Linked DNA regions of Homo sapiens: region 1 is linked to region 2. A link is a loop called in an ENCODE intact Hi-C map of the cell type or tissue named here. Cell type or tissue: natural killer cell. All regions are shown on one strand. Each heading gives the region's core, and the rest is flanking DNA. Links, peaks and the distances in the headings are about the cores only.

Region 1 (6,788 bases), core at 637-5,636, 510 kb before region 2:
GTTAATCTGTCTTTTGCTAGTTTAATTTGTACGGCCCCAGGTACTGAACCTAAGAGGATAGGGAAAAGTTTTTTTCCTCCTCTACAAGTGGTAGTTATTTTAACCTGTTGAATTCATTGCAAAACGGCTGGCTTTTTTTTCTGCAGTCTACTTGACTTTTCTGCCCCATTTAACACTGTAGACTACCATGCCTTGATGCTCTCTCTTCTGTGATCTTCTCAAATGCCATTTTCCCGTCACTCCGATAATTCTTATTTTGGGCTTTCTCGCTGCCTTTAGATGTTGCACTGCTTTCCTTGGACCTCTTCCTTTTTCTCCAGTGTGCTTCCTTGATGGCCTTATCTATTCTCATAGCTTCATTTATTAATTCCCAAATCTGTTTCTCAAATGCCAATCTTAACCTTGAATTCCAAATTTGTATTTGTACAAATACAAATGATCTTATATTCCTGTTCTTAGTTAATGGTGTCATCATCCACCCATTTTCCCAAGCCGGAGATCTCAGAGTTATTCTTAATTCCTCCCCCTCTCACTCCTTTCATATTCAGTTACTAATCTTGAAATTCTCTTTCAGAAATATCTTTGGTCTAACCCATCTTTTCCATCCTATGTGCCAATGCTCTAGGTTAGGTTTGCATCCTCTCTCCCTTGGACTAACAAAACAGCCAGCTAACTTTTTACTTGCCCGGATCTAGTCCATTCTTTACAGTACCAGAAGTGCAACAGTGAAAGGATCTTGTCAATACCACAGCTTGCTTTTGGCTATTGAATAATGCCTTAGGCTAGCAAACAACTCACAACATGGTTAGTTATCTCATGATCAGTTTGGATTATTGTCGCTATATCAAACATACTACTCTTTCCTGATCACTAAAAACAATGTAAAAAAAGAAGAAAAGAGACTTTATCTTAGGAATGTAAGCCCTTTTAAATTATCAGGCCCAAACAGGCATTAGAATGAAACAGCAGTTACTTCACTTCACTTCCCCTTGGGCTAAATAATTGTCTTTTTTTTTCTTTTATATTTTCTTTTCTTTTCTTTTCTTTTCTTTTTTTTTTGAGATAGTGTCTCATTCTGTCACGCAGGCTGGAGTACAGTGGTGTGATCTCGGCTCACTGCAACCTCCGCCTCCCGGGTTCAAGAGATTCTTATGCCTCACCCTCTCGAGTAGCTGGGACTACAGGTGCATGCCACCACACCTGGCTAATTTTTATATTTTTAGTAGAGGCAGAGTTTTGCCATATTGGCCAGGCCAGTCTCAAACTCCTGGCCTCAAGTGATCCATCTGCTTGGCCTCCCAAAGTGCTGGGATTATAGGTGTGAGCCACTGCACTTGGCCAAATAATTGTCTCTTGATGCCACCTGCTACGTGGGCCCGAGGCTGACACCAAGAAGCCATGAAATGCTACAGCTGGACACCAGAACTCATATCGTATCGTTCAACAATGTACAGTCAAACACTTAATGTTATCTCTGTAAACCAATGAGAATTCCTGTCAAACAACTTTTTTTTAAATTATTATTTTTTGAGACAGGGTCTCTGTCACCCAGGCTGGAGTGCAGTGGCACAATCTGAGCTCACTGCAGCCTCAACCTCCTGGGTTCAAGCAATTCTCCCACCTCAGCCTCCTGAGTAGCTGGGGATACAGGTGCCCACCACCATGCCTGGCTTATTTTTTTATTTTTTGTACAGACAGGGTCTCACTGTGTTTCCCAGGCTGGTCTCAAAGTCCTCCACCTCGTCCTCCCAAAGTGCTGGGACTACAGGCATGAGCCAGCACACCTGGCCTGTCAAACAACTTTCTATCAGCCCACTCCTGATAATTTTTAATTATCTTTTTTTCCTTTGAAAGCTTGCTTGTAACTGAGGCTGACGGAGCTCATATCCAAGGTAACTGGGTCTGAGTCTTTAGAACAACTGTCCTTATCTTGGCTCAAGTAAACTTTTTTTTTTTGTCCTGAGATGGGGTCTTGCTATGTTGCCCAGGCTGGCCTTGAACTTCTGGGTTCAAGCAATCCTCTGCCTCAGCCTCCTGAGTAGCTGTGCCCAGCTTAAGTAAACTCTTTAAATCATATTTTGTGCCTTAGCATCTACCTTTAGGTCGACAATGGTAAAGAATAAAAGCGAAGATTTTTAACACTGGATTAAGTAGGAAATTCACAAAACATAATATCAAGCTCTGCAAAGAGCTATCTTAGCATAAATAAAAGGATGGTCTTTACGTATAAACTGTAAGAAAAGGACTCCTAGTTGAATAATATTTTTCCAAGTACATTCATTAATATGTAAATATCAATTAATAGCATCATATAGATTCATTTGCAGAGTTAAATTCCCATGTGGAAATTCTGTAGAGTTGAATGAAGACAATGACAAATGGGTAGAAAAAACTTCCCTTGAATGGACTTCTTGCTATTCTCTCGCTGCCATTTCATTTTGTCAACGATGTAGCTCATTTTCAATAATTAAAGTATGTTACACCCAAATAATCTATCTTCCCCTATTTCTACACTTCTAACTTAGCTTTGCTGCCAAAGCACACTGAAAAAAAGCCGTATGTCAGGACATATAACTTGAGTATTGGGATTTTTGTTCTAAAGGTCTTTTCCTCAAAATGCAATTAGGATCCACATGCAGGAAATCTAAACAGCCACTAGAGGGTGCCAGTCACATAATGACTGAGTAATACCTCCTTCCCCTTTGAGCTATTTCTAAATCTGAAAAGCCAACTGTTCTTGGTAAAGCCTTAGTAAATATGTTTATATTATTTCTCACTTGTGATTTGTAGTGATGTATAAACATGAGACCAGAGATAGCTATGGCCACAATTATTTCACCCTGACGTAAAAATGACTTCTGTGGTCTTCATTACAGGACAAAATGACCAGTCTTTCCTGCCCCTCTGTCATTTTTTTTCTCAGTTGCATAGTTTATCCCATTCTTTTATTGCTCAACTGAATGTCTGTAGGTATACTGACTGACTTTAAAGTGGTCAGATTTATCTTTCCTCCCTTTCTCTGTTTCTGTTTTTCAACCTTTGTTCTTTTTCCCTTATATATTCCCCAGCATTTTTTCTTCTTTATATTCCTTTCTTCAAACATTTTATTCCCAAAAGCAATGTTACAAGAAATAAGAAGGCCATGCTATACAGAACTCTAGGAGTAAGAAAAGCCTAACTTAGGAATTAGATGGAGATAGAATCTGCCTACTTAGTATAACACACCTTTGGGGCTGGTCTTCCACAGCAGGCCCTGAATGAACGTAGACTTCATCAGCAGGACAGAAATGAAATCTCTCAGAGCCCTCCTAGAGGAGGAAAGGGATAAACATGGGTGATTCTAAGGTATCTGGGAATGTAGTTCACTATAATGCACAGTGTTAGGCAAAAGGACAAAAATCTATTACTACTATAGAGAAAAGGTCAAAAGAGCCTATAAACTCAAACAAATATAAAAATTGCCATGCTAGTGAGACCCAAAATCATTTAGGTTTTTATTCTTGAAACAATGTTACAAAGAAAGTTTTGTGGAAATGTTTGGTTGCATATTGTGACTCCCTTAAAATGTCCCTAAAGCATCTGTTTGTCTTTATAATCAATCCACTTTGGCTTTTCATCCCTGAAGTATTTAAATTCTTTTGGAGACTTTTCTATTTCAGCCTGTAAATCCTTTGGAGATTAGAAGCTCCATGTGATTATAGTCATTTATTTATTCAAAAAAGCATTACTGGCCCATGTGGTGGCTCACACCTGTAATCCTAATACATTGGGAGATACACGAGGATTGCTTGAGCCCAGGAGTTTGATACCAGCCTGGGCAACATAGTGAGACCCCGTCTCTACAAAAAATAAAATTAGCTGGGTATGGTAGCACATGCCTATAGTCCCAGCTACTTGAGAGGCTGGGGTGGATCACTTAAGCCCAGGAGGTTGAAGCTGCAGTAAACTGTGATCACACCACTGTACTCCTGCCTGGGTGACAGAGCAAGACCCTGTTTCAAAAACAAACAAAAAACCGAAAAAGCATTATTGTGCACTTAATTTTGTGCCAGGCACTATTTAATGCATGTCCTGAGAATATTAAGATGAAAAGACAGCATCTCCTTACTCTTGAAAAAATCAGCCTAATGAGAAAGGTGCTCTTGTAAATAAAGTGTAAAGAGGTCATCTTGTCTTAAATTACCTTTTGCAAGTATGCCTCCTTCCTCGAGTATTCTGGAATTTATTGAGTAAATTCAAGTAGATGCTAAAACATTTATAAACCAAGATATTCTACAAATATGTTATTCTTGTATTAAGATGTAAGTTTTAAGTGTGTATCATTGTTCTTTCTTTTCTGATTCTGACTTTCAGTCATTCTTCAAAACTGTTTTTCAGTGCCTCCTATGTGCCAGGCACTGTGGTAGGATGCTGGGATACAAATATGAATATGACATTATCTCTGACTCTCCAAGTTATTTATTTCACATCTCCTCTCTCCTCAAACCTCCAACACTTCATCTTTCCTCACTCTCAACTGGTGATCTCAATTTACACTTCACTGAAAGAACAGAAGCCTCAGGCAGTAATTATATCTTCCCACCATCGAATCTACCAACCTACCTGAATCTGAATACATGTTCTCCCTCCTTTCACAATGAGGTTGTCCTTTCCAGGGCTCTGGATCCCATGCCCTCCTGCCTATTTGAGGATTTCACTCCTGCCATTATGTGTCCTCTTTTCTGCATCATGCCTTAGTATTGTCTTGCTTGACTAAACTCTCTCTAGACTCTCCATCCTTGCTGGCTTCTGCCCTCTATCTCAGCATGCCTTCACAGTAAAGCTTATCAAGAGTTGCCTATACTTGCTCTCTCTACTTTCTAACTTCTCTTTCTCTGTTCAACCCACTCCAATTATATGTTCATTGCATCTGCTGAAATAATATTTACCAGATCTGTCACCAGTGACTTTGACCTTGCCAAAGATTATGTCAATTTTCAGTCCTCTCCTATCTGACCACTCTAAATTTGGCAGAGGTGACCATTTCCTCCTATTTAAAATCCATTCTGTAGTTGGCTTCTGTAACCATATGCTCTCAATTTTCCTCCTATTTCACTGGTGTTTCTTCTTGGTTACTTCTTCCTCTACTCAACCCCCCTAATCTCCTTGAATATTTAATTGCCTTCTCACATCTCCACTTGTATTTCTTAAGGCATCTCAAATGTAACAAGACTGAGAAAAATTATTGGTCTTTCCAGAATTTCCTTTTCTCTAGAATTTCTTCCAGAATTTCTCCTTTTCCAGTTTTGTACATCTTGAATAAAGCATCCCCACTCACCTAGTACTTCCTCTCACCACCTTCAAACCAATCCATCAGCAAGTCTTTTCAGCCCCATATGTAAAAAAGAACTTGAATCAAACCTCTTCTCACCACTGTGACAGCTACCACCCTAGTCCAAGTCATCATGTCTTGCTTGGATGACTGCAGTGGCCATCTAATTATTTTCCAGGTTTATCTTCTTGCCCACTATTAGAGAAGCCAGAGAGCCTTCTAAAAACAAAACCACATCTCTGCCCTACTTAACACCCTATGATAATTTTCCATCGCTCTTAGAAAAAAACTGAAGCTCTTTTCCAAAGCCTCTAAGACCTGCATAGCTTTCCTACCACTCTCCCCTTGTTCACTGCACCCTGGCCACATAGGCCTGCTTTACAGCCCTCTCATTTAATGTCAAATGCATTTCTGTCTCAGGCTTTTGCTCTTATTGTTTCCTATGGCTGGAACTCTTCCCATGGCTGGCTCCTTCTCTTTGTTCACTTCCCAGAGCTGTCAGTACAAATTGTCTCCTCAGATCCCTTCACCATTCTATCTAAAATATTCCAGCCACCTATCTCTCACCTGCAAAGTCATTCTGAGCCCCATTACCCTGTTTTATTTCTTCATAACACTTAACATAATCTGAAAGTATCCACTTTTTTTTTTTGTCTCTCTTCTCATTAAATGTAATGAAAGGGCAGGGATCTCATGTGTTTTACTCACCCTTGCATCTCTACTCCAGTGTCTGGCACATAGAGATGTTTGAAAACAGTGATTAAATGAGTGAAAAGTCTAGTCAATGAGTGAAAGAACAGGAAGATGTGAAAGCCAGCAGGTAACAACCCTCGGTGTGATATGAACAGTGACAGAGATAACCAACCAAGGAAACAGTCCATGAAGATAAGTAGCTATGAAATTGCTGGATACTTTTTATATACACCTGACCTAAAATTACATTTTTCTCATTCAGATCTTGAATATTTGAAGATATTAAGTACCTTTTCTTTTCTTTCTTTGTTTTTTTGAGACAGGGTCTCATTCTGTCACCCAGGCTGGAGTGCAGTGGCACCATCTTGGCTCACTACAACCTCCGCTTCCTGGGCTCAAGTAGTCCTCCCATCTCAGTCTCCCAAGTAAATGGGACTACAGGCACACACCACCACGCTTGGTGTATTTTTTGTATAGATGGAGTTTTGCCATTTTGCCTATGTTGGTCTCAAACTCCTGAGCTTATTTGAGCTGCCCACCTCGGCTTCCCAAACTGTTGGAATTACAGGCATGAGCCACTGCGCCCAGCCCTTAAGTACCTTTCATAGAAGAAAGCTCATTTTTTTATTCCTTTCCATTTCCTAGCTCCATGTATTTCTCCCAAATTAAAGCCCATATCTCATTTCTCACCTCCTTTTCATGTACAAAATGTTCTTCCCAAAAACAATAGCAAATAAATAGTTAGAATTAACTGTATCTTTGAAATGCTATAGTTAAATGATTA
Region 2 (6,788 bases), core at 673-5,672:
TCTCTGCAGCAGACTGGCCAGTGCGGCTTCCAGATCTACCCTGAAGGTGTGGGACATCCCTCAGACGTGAGAGGATAGTTTCTATGGGACAGATACAGGGTCTGGGGCAGCATAAACCTAAGTGGAGAGGGGTGAATGCTGTAGCAGGGAAGAAAGGGAGGGTTGTGAAGTCTGACTGATATGGAATGCCTTCTAGGCTTTGCATGGAGCTGTGTATACTATTAGTATTGTCCTTGCTTTCAAAGACAGAGGGTGAGGCTCAAAGCAGTTAAGCACACAGCTGCTAAGTATCAGAGACAGAGATAAGTGCAAACACCGGGTCTCTTTCCTCTTAGTTTTAAGACTCTTCCCTTTCCTTTATGCTTCTCTATTATGTAAAATAATCCTCCTGGCTTTGGGGCTTTGGAACAAATCCAACCTATCCGCCATTTTCCATTCTTTGGAAAGAACTGTTGTTAACTGATGCTCCAATGCTTGGGGCCCAAAGTCACCTGGCCTGTGAGCTTCTTCCACAGGTAATCCTGGCTTTCTGGGTTCAGAAACCAATGCTGAAAAGAAACTTACTCACTACTTATGCAGTGGCTCCAACCATTTCCTGTCATTTGTTCTACATTCTGGAGTGTGCTAGAAACAGCTTGTACTGGCTCCCAAGAGCCAACTGACATATTTTTGGAATTTTACAAGCTAGTTGACATCATGTTGTTAGCTTGAAATCGGCCATTATGAGAGAATTTTATAGCTCGGAAACTGACATTCGCTACAAATCAGGGCTCTCCTGACTCCCAGCCTGTTGGTAAACGTTTCCCAGCACATCATTGTCTCCATCTGCCCACTTGCTGCTTAGGAGACTTTTGAAGATGTTCATATGAAAGCTCGTGCTTAATTTTTAGTAATAAATGTCCTGTAAATACATTTAATGGATTGATTTTTTTAAAAAACATCTTTGAAGACTTGAATGCTTCATATCAATTTTGGTGGTAACTCAAGGCCAAAAGTCTAATAGAACAAATGGATTCTTTGTGTAATTCTACTTCCCACTTAGCTAGAATGCTTAAACTCCCTTATTTTCCACGCACCCTTACCATCCCCTTTCCCCAGGCCCTTCCGTCCCAGGAAGCCCACCGCTGGGACCTCCTGTCTAGTTTTCCTACCTCAAGTCTCCCCCTCTCCTATCTGCCCTTCATACCTCTTCATACCTCTATCAGGTCAATCTTTTGAAAGCCCTCTCTCTGTCATGTCTCCACCATAGGCTCTGCACCACCTGCCAAATATGGTCCAAACTCCTGACCTGGCACTCAGGCCCTTCAACTGCCTTTCTGCCCACCATTTCCCTGGGAAACCCAAATGATGAACTGGACTGGACTGTTTTCTAGGTCTTTGCTTCCTTAGAAGGCCCTCCTCTACCCCAGCTCCTCTGAAACCCAGTTTAAGTGGCATTTCATCCATGAGGCTGTCTGTCCCTAATCCCTACTGCCCAGCTAGAGGCACCACAGGGTCAACCCTGGACCTCTTTGATTGTGACTCTCACATGTTCCTCACAGGCATTACCCCTCCAGGGTGGGCTGGACACAATCATCTGCAACACCACTGCAACTCACAGTGTGGTCCAGACCAGCAGCACCAGGTAGTTTGTTAGAAATGTAAATTCTCTACCCCCCTATCCCAGGCCTAAAAGAATCAGAATTCCAATAGTCCTCCAAGTGGTTCTAACACACATCATTGTCTATATCATCTCCATCGGCTTTTTCTACTCTATGTCCTTTTTCATGGCTACCCCTCATAGCAGTCTTTTTACTGTTAACATTTCCCCTGCTCATTCAGATTCCAGCAGTCTTACCTTTTGGAAGGATTGCCCCAGCAAAGCTGTAGGTGGTGGTTCCACCCTGCATCCCTCCCCCAGATGACCCTCCTTTCTCCTTCTCTGTATTTCACAGGCCCTGGAATGCTCCCTGTGTCCCCAGCCCCCAGAGCTCCATTCTGCCTTCAGCTTGGTCCACTGTTCTTCCTCCACCTATAGGTGTGAATTATATTCACTCCCTCAAAATGTTTAAGCAAAGGCCGTCTCATAGGTCAGGTAAATCTATTATCAGGTAAGCTTTGTGTGCAGTCACTCTGGTCAGTCCAGGGCAAAGGTCAGGGCTCCACAGTGGGCTGAAGCCACACTTTACTAAAAAGAGGCCTCACCTCACTGCCCCCACCCCCTCAATGAGAAAGCTTTCACTGACTCAAATCGGGTGTGGCTACCACAAGTCCAAAGCTCTGAAAAACTAGGACAGTTTCTCTCTCTCTCTCATTCACTTTTAATATGGATATAATTTAAAAGTTACAGAAAAATTGTAAGTACAGTATAAGGGACTTCCATGTGCCCTTTGCCCAGATTCACCTATTGCTTTCATTGTGCTCCATTTCTTTTGTGGCCTTATTACTATCTCTGTGTTCTTCCTTGACTATTTTAAAGCTAGTTGGAAACATTGTACCCCTTTACCCCTTAATATTTCGGGATCAAAGACATTCTGTTATGTAAACATATTATGATTGCAACTTTAGGAAACTTAACATTGATACAATACTACTATCTAAACCACAGTTCAAATTCAGATTACGTCAATTGTCCCAATAATGTCCTTTACATTTTGTATTGCTTTTTTCTCAGCCCAGGATCCAATGAAAGATCAATCATTTATTGCATTTAATTGCATTTAGCTGTATGGCCCTCCTTTAACCTGGAACAGTTCTGCCTTTCTTTGACTTTTTGGACCTTAGCAATTTTGAAGGGTACTAGCCAGTTGCTTAGCAGACTGCCCCTGATTTTGAGTTTATCTGGTATTTCAGGATTAGGTTTAGGTAAATTTTTTATGACAGGAAAATCACAGAATTGATGTTGGATCCTTTTCAGTGTATCTTGTCAGGGAGCAGGGAGCACATGGTGACATATGCCCCAATACTGGTATGTTAGCTTTGATCTCTGCAAAGGCAGTAAATGGCCTCTTGGTGGAGGCTGTCCTCTGCTGGTTATTCTCAACATTGCATCACTTCTTGGCCTTTTGGCTAAGATCAAGTGTATTCTCAACATTGCAGCTGCTATGCCTCTGCTGATGTGATTGACAAAGGACCAGATGCCCTGAGTACGAACTCTGACACTTCACTGGTTGTGTGACCTTAGGCAAGTTATTCAGCCTTATTGAACCTCAATTTCCACATCTCACAGGATGGTTGAGGGCGAAGGGGTCCCACAGAGATGGTCATGCAGTGTATTCCTAAGCTAAAGTCTACACTGGCTGCTATGACTTCTAGGCGGGCAGGGCCTGGTGGTCCCTGGAGTGGTAAAGCTGCTCTTCAGGACTCACGTCCACTACCTGCAAAACCTCCAATGGGCTTGGGCTCTGCCTTTGTCGCTGTTGTGAAGGAACTCTGGGCAGCCCTCATGGAGAAGGAGGCCTGGCCTTTAGTGTTTCTGCCCTGTGGGCCCATCTGGGGGTCACCACTGGTGTGTGTACCAGCTGTTACACCGGCATCCACTGGTGTTACAGCCACACAGCTGCTCCCAGGCTGATGATGCCCCTGTGAGACTGAACACAGCTCCTGTGTGGCAGCCAGGAGAGGAGGCGCATACATCCCTTGACTCCCACAAACCAGGCATCAAACAGGTTTAATCCACGGGGCTTTCACCTGAACTAACCCAGGGATTCTGTCTTAAAAGACGGAGTGCAAACTCCGCTCCTACCTAGACTTTAGGTTTCTGTCCACATTTTCTGTACAACCTCAGAAGCTTAGGTGCACCCCCACACATTCCTTCCTCCTTGCCTGCCTGCCTTCTTTCCTACTTTTAATAACTATTTATGGAGCACCAGGCACTGCGTTAGGGCTATATGGAGAGCACAATATACAACTTGCCCCCACAGAGCTACAGTTTATTGGGTAAAGGAAACAAGCTGAGCAACAATTATATCACACCTGAGATCCCTGGGCTGTCTGAGCAGGCATTCAGGTCCCACCGGGCCTCTTGGCTGCACTTATCACCTCCCAGGTGGCCCAGAGCTGCCGCCTCCTCATTATCACTTTATATTTATTCAGTGCTCTCCTAGGATGCCAGCGAGATGCATTTTGTAGGCCCCAGGGAGAAGCTCAGAGACGGGGAACTATGAGAAATAAGCAGATCAAGAAGGAGAGAAAGAAGAGAAACATTTCTCAGCATAAACATGATTAGTTGTTTCTTTTCTTACTCGAATTTACTCTTCAGAACAGAGGCATTTGCAGTAGTGAACTTGAGCTTTCTCTGTGGGGTCTCCATATTTTTGGTATCTTGAGATTCCTGGGGATTGATGACTCAGTAAATGCTGAATATAAAGTGAACCTCACTTGGTAAAGCTGGCGCTGCAGATTAGGTTGTAAGAGGTGGGGCTTCGCAAAGCGGGGAAGCAGCCCTCCCCAGAAGAATGGGGAGGGAAGTCACTTTTCATCCATGTGTGAGATACCATTGCCTGATTCATTCTGCTGCACAGGCTTCTTCTGAAGGGAAAATGAAATAAAACATGGGAAAGGGCCATGTACATTTGTATAGAGATGCGCTATACACCAACAGACACACGGAGAACATGTTTGAGCCAAAAAATATAAATGAGGAGTTCTAATGTAATTTTACAGTGGTTTATTAGGTAGCAACCACACTTATCTCACTGATTAGGAGGTTAGAAGAATGCTGCCGTGGTCAGGGCCTGTGCTAGGTTTACAGGATCTGATTCACACCTTCCCTGATCCCTCAGCCATGTGTATAGTACACTCTACATACAAAGGATGCTGGGGAAGAATGTGAATGGAACATTCACAAACATATTATTACTACTGAAAGAACAAGAGGTACGTATTCAGGCTATCCAGATATGCAAAAGGCCAGCTGCTAGTTGGAAAACTATACTAGAAAATTCCAAGAGAGTGAGGACTATGCTGTCTTAATCACCACTGTATACCCAGAATCTAGTGCTATACCTGGCACACAGTAGGCACATAAAATAAATTAGCTGCACAGAAAGCCCACTGTGACTAGTTTATTCTATCACTGTAGGATAATTTTTGCTCAGGAATTGACAGGAGAATAGAGTTTTATGTTTTCTCATGATCATATCCCCCAAGCAATATTTTGAAATTATGCTGCAATTTATAGCTTTGCTTTCATTGGTGAATAATTCACAAAATCCTTTAGAAATTAAAACTCTGGGCTGGGCGCAGTGGCTCACGCTTGAATCCCAGCACTTTGGGAGGTTGAGGCAGGCAGATCACGAGGTCAGGAGTTCGAGACTAGCCTGGCCAACACAGTGAAACCCCATCTCTACTAAAAATACAAAAATTAGCTGTGTGTGGTGGTGGGCGCCTGTAATCCCAGTTACTCAAGAGGCTGAGGCAGGAGAATCGCTTGAACCCAGGAGGCGGAGGTTGCAGTGAGCCAAGGTTGCACCACTGCATTCTAGCCTCGGCGACAGAGCTAGACTCCATCTCAAAAAAAAAAAAAAAAAAAAAAAAAGAAATTAAAACTCTGTTTAAACAAGCAATAGATGGTAATACTGAAGGCATTTAAGCTATTGCCCACTGAATTCTTGATTGACAATGTCAAAACAACCACCATAGCTAGGAACAAGATATTCAGGAATGCAACAAAAAATGAAGATAGAACAAAACAAAACCCCCCAAACTAAAACTATCTTAGCTATACTTACAAAAACAGGTGCTAACTTGTATTTTGCTGAAGTCCTAAAACTGCCTTCAGGGGCAGGCAAGCAATCAGTACATTAAACCACCACCCCCTCAAAAAAAAAAGTCATAATAATAGAACTAGCCTCTGTCCTGAGCTTGGGAGGGCAATAACTTCCTGGATGGTTCCGCAATATCTGCTTCTCAGCCATCTGTTTCCCTGATCCCCCCACATCCTGTTCAACCAACACTGTTCTGGTAACAGGAATCCCTGCTTCTGCTTTATGTTATCTTTTCAGCTTCCTGTCATGTTTCTGCAGGAGTTTGATTTAGCCTTATATGTGAGCAGGCACTTTTAAGTATGAGGGAAGAAATGGGCCACTGGGCATCAAAGCAGGGGCTGAAGGGGGTCACCCCCAGTGCGGGGGGCAGCAGGCACCATGGTCTGGCATTGCTCTCTGGTTTTTGGGGCTGAGAGCCCAGCATTCCCAGTGGGTCACTTCCATGGTTTTTGAAAGCTACCATTTATTGAGCACTGTGCTAAGTATTTTACATGTTATATTATCTCACTGTATTAACCTCACAGACATTCCATGAGACAACTTTTTTCTTTTTCTCTCATTTACAGATGAGGAAATGAGTCTCTGAAAGTTGAGTGTCGTGACCTTTCATACAGTTCAGAAGTGGCAGAGGTAGAGGTGGAAGTTAGGCTGGCTCTAAAGCCTGTGCCCTTAGCCATTTGGTTCTCTGGCCTTCCCTGTGCTTCTCCATGTCATCTCTGGCAGCATTCCCAATCTTACTCCTTTTCTATTCTCCTTCCCTGTAAGTCTCTGAGTTGCTTCCCAGCTCAAGGTGACATCCATGCACAAACTACATATGACATTCTCCATCCTGGCTTTGATGGGCTACAGCTGACTAGCCCTGTTTACCCCCCCACATCCCTGCCCAGCATCTTTGCAGTATTTTGCCCCACAGCACTTTTTGCCAAGGGGCTCTCCTCCTCCCTGCTTTCCCACCCTCCCAGTTCACCTTCCCCTAGACCTCCTCAGCCCTCTTGGCTCTGCCAGTCCCAAGGAAGCTTTGCTCCCCGCCGCCCCACACCA

What was found. A loop is a pair of places that touch in the nucleus more often than their neighbours do. Peaks named below come from ENCODE experiments on the same cell type or tissue, not always from the same donor. Only the 100,000 strongest peaks of a DNase experiment are listed, where the experiment ranks them.
Region 1: a loop joins it to region 2, with 11 times the contacts of the local background. A loop is called at or near these places in 12 of 110 quality-filtered maps.

The regions. Positions count from the first base shown.
Region 1 is chr1:93,302,163-93,308,950 of GRCh38, forward strand. No RefSeq gene overlaps it. Among named protein-coding and RNA genes, the nearest start is that of CCDC18-AS1, 40 kb to the right of the region's middle. In natural killer cell, for the core only: CTCF peaks have their summits at 2,647 (motif pointing right) and 2,858; a DNase peak (open chromatin) is centred at 2,669.
Region 2 is chr1:93,811,178-93,817,965 of GRCh38, forward strand. It overlaps a transcript of BCAR3 not described here. Among named protein-coding and RNA genes, the nearest start is that of MIR760, 32 kb to the right of the region's middle. RefSeq lists an enhancer at 2,896-3,436. In natural killer cell, for the core only: a CTCF peak has its summit at 2,998 (motif pointing left); a DNase peak (open chromatin) is centred at 3,014.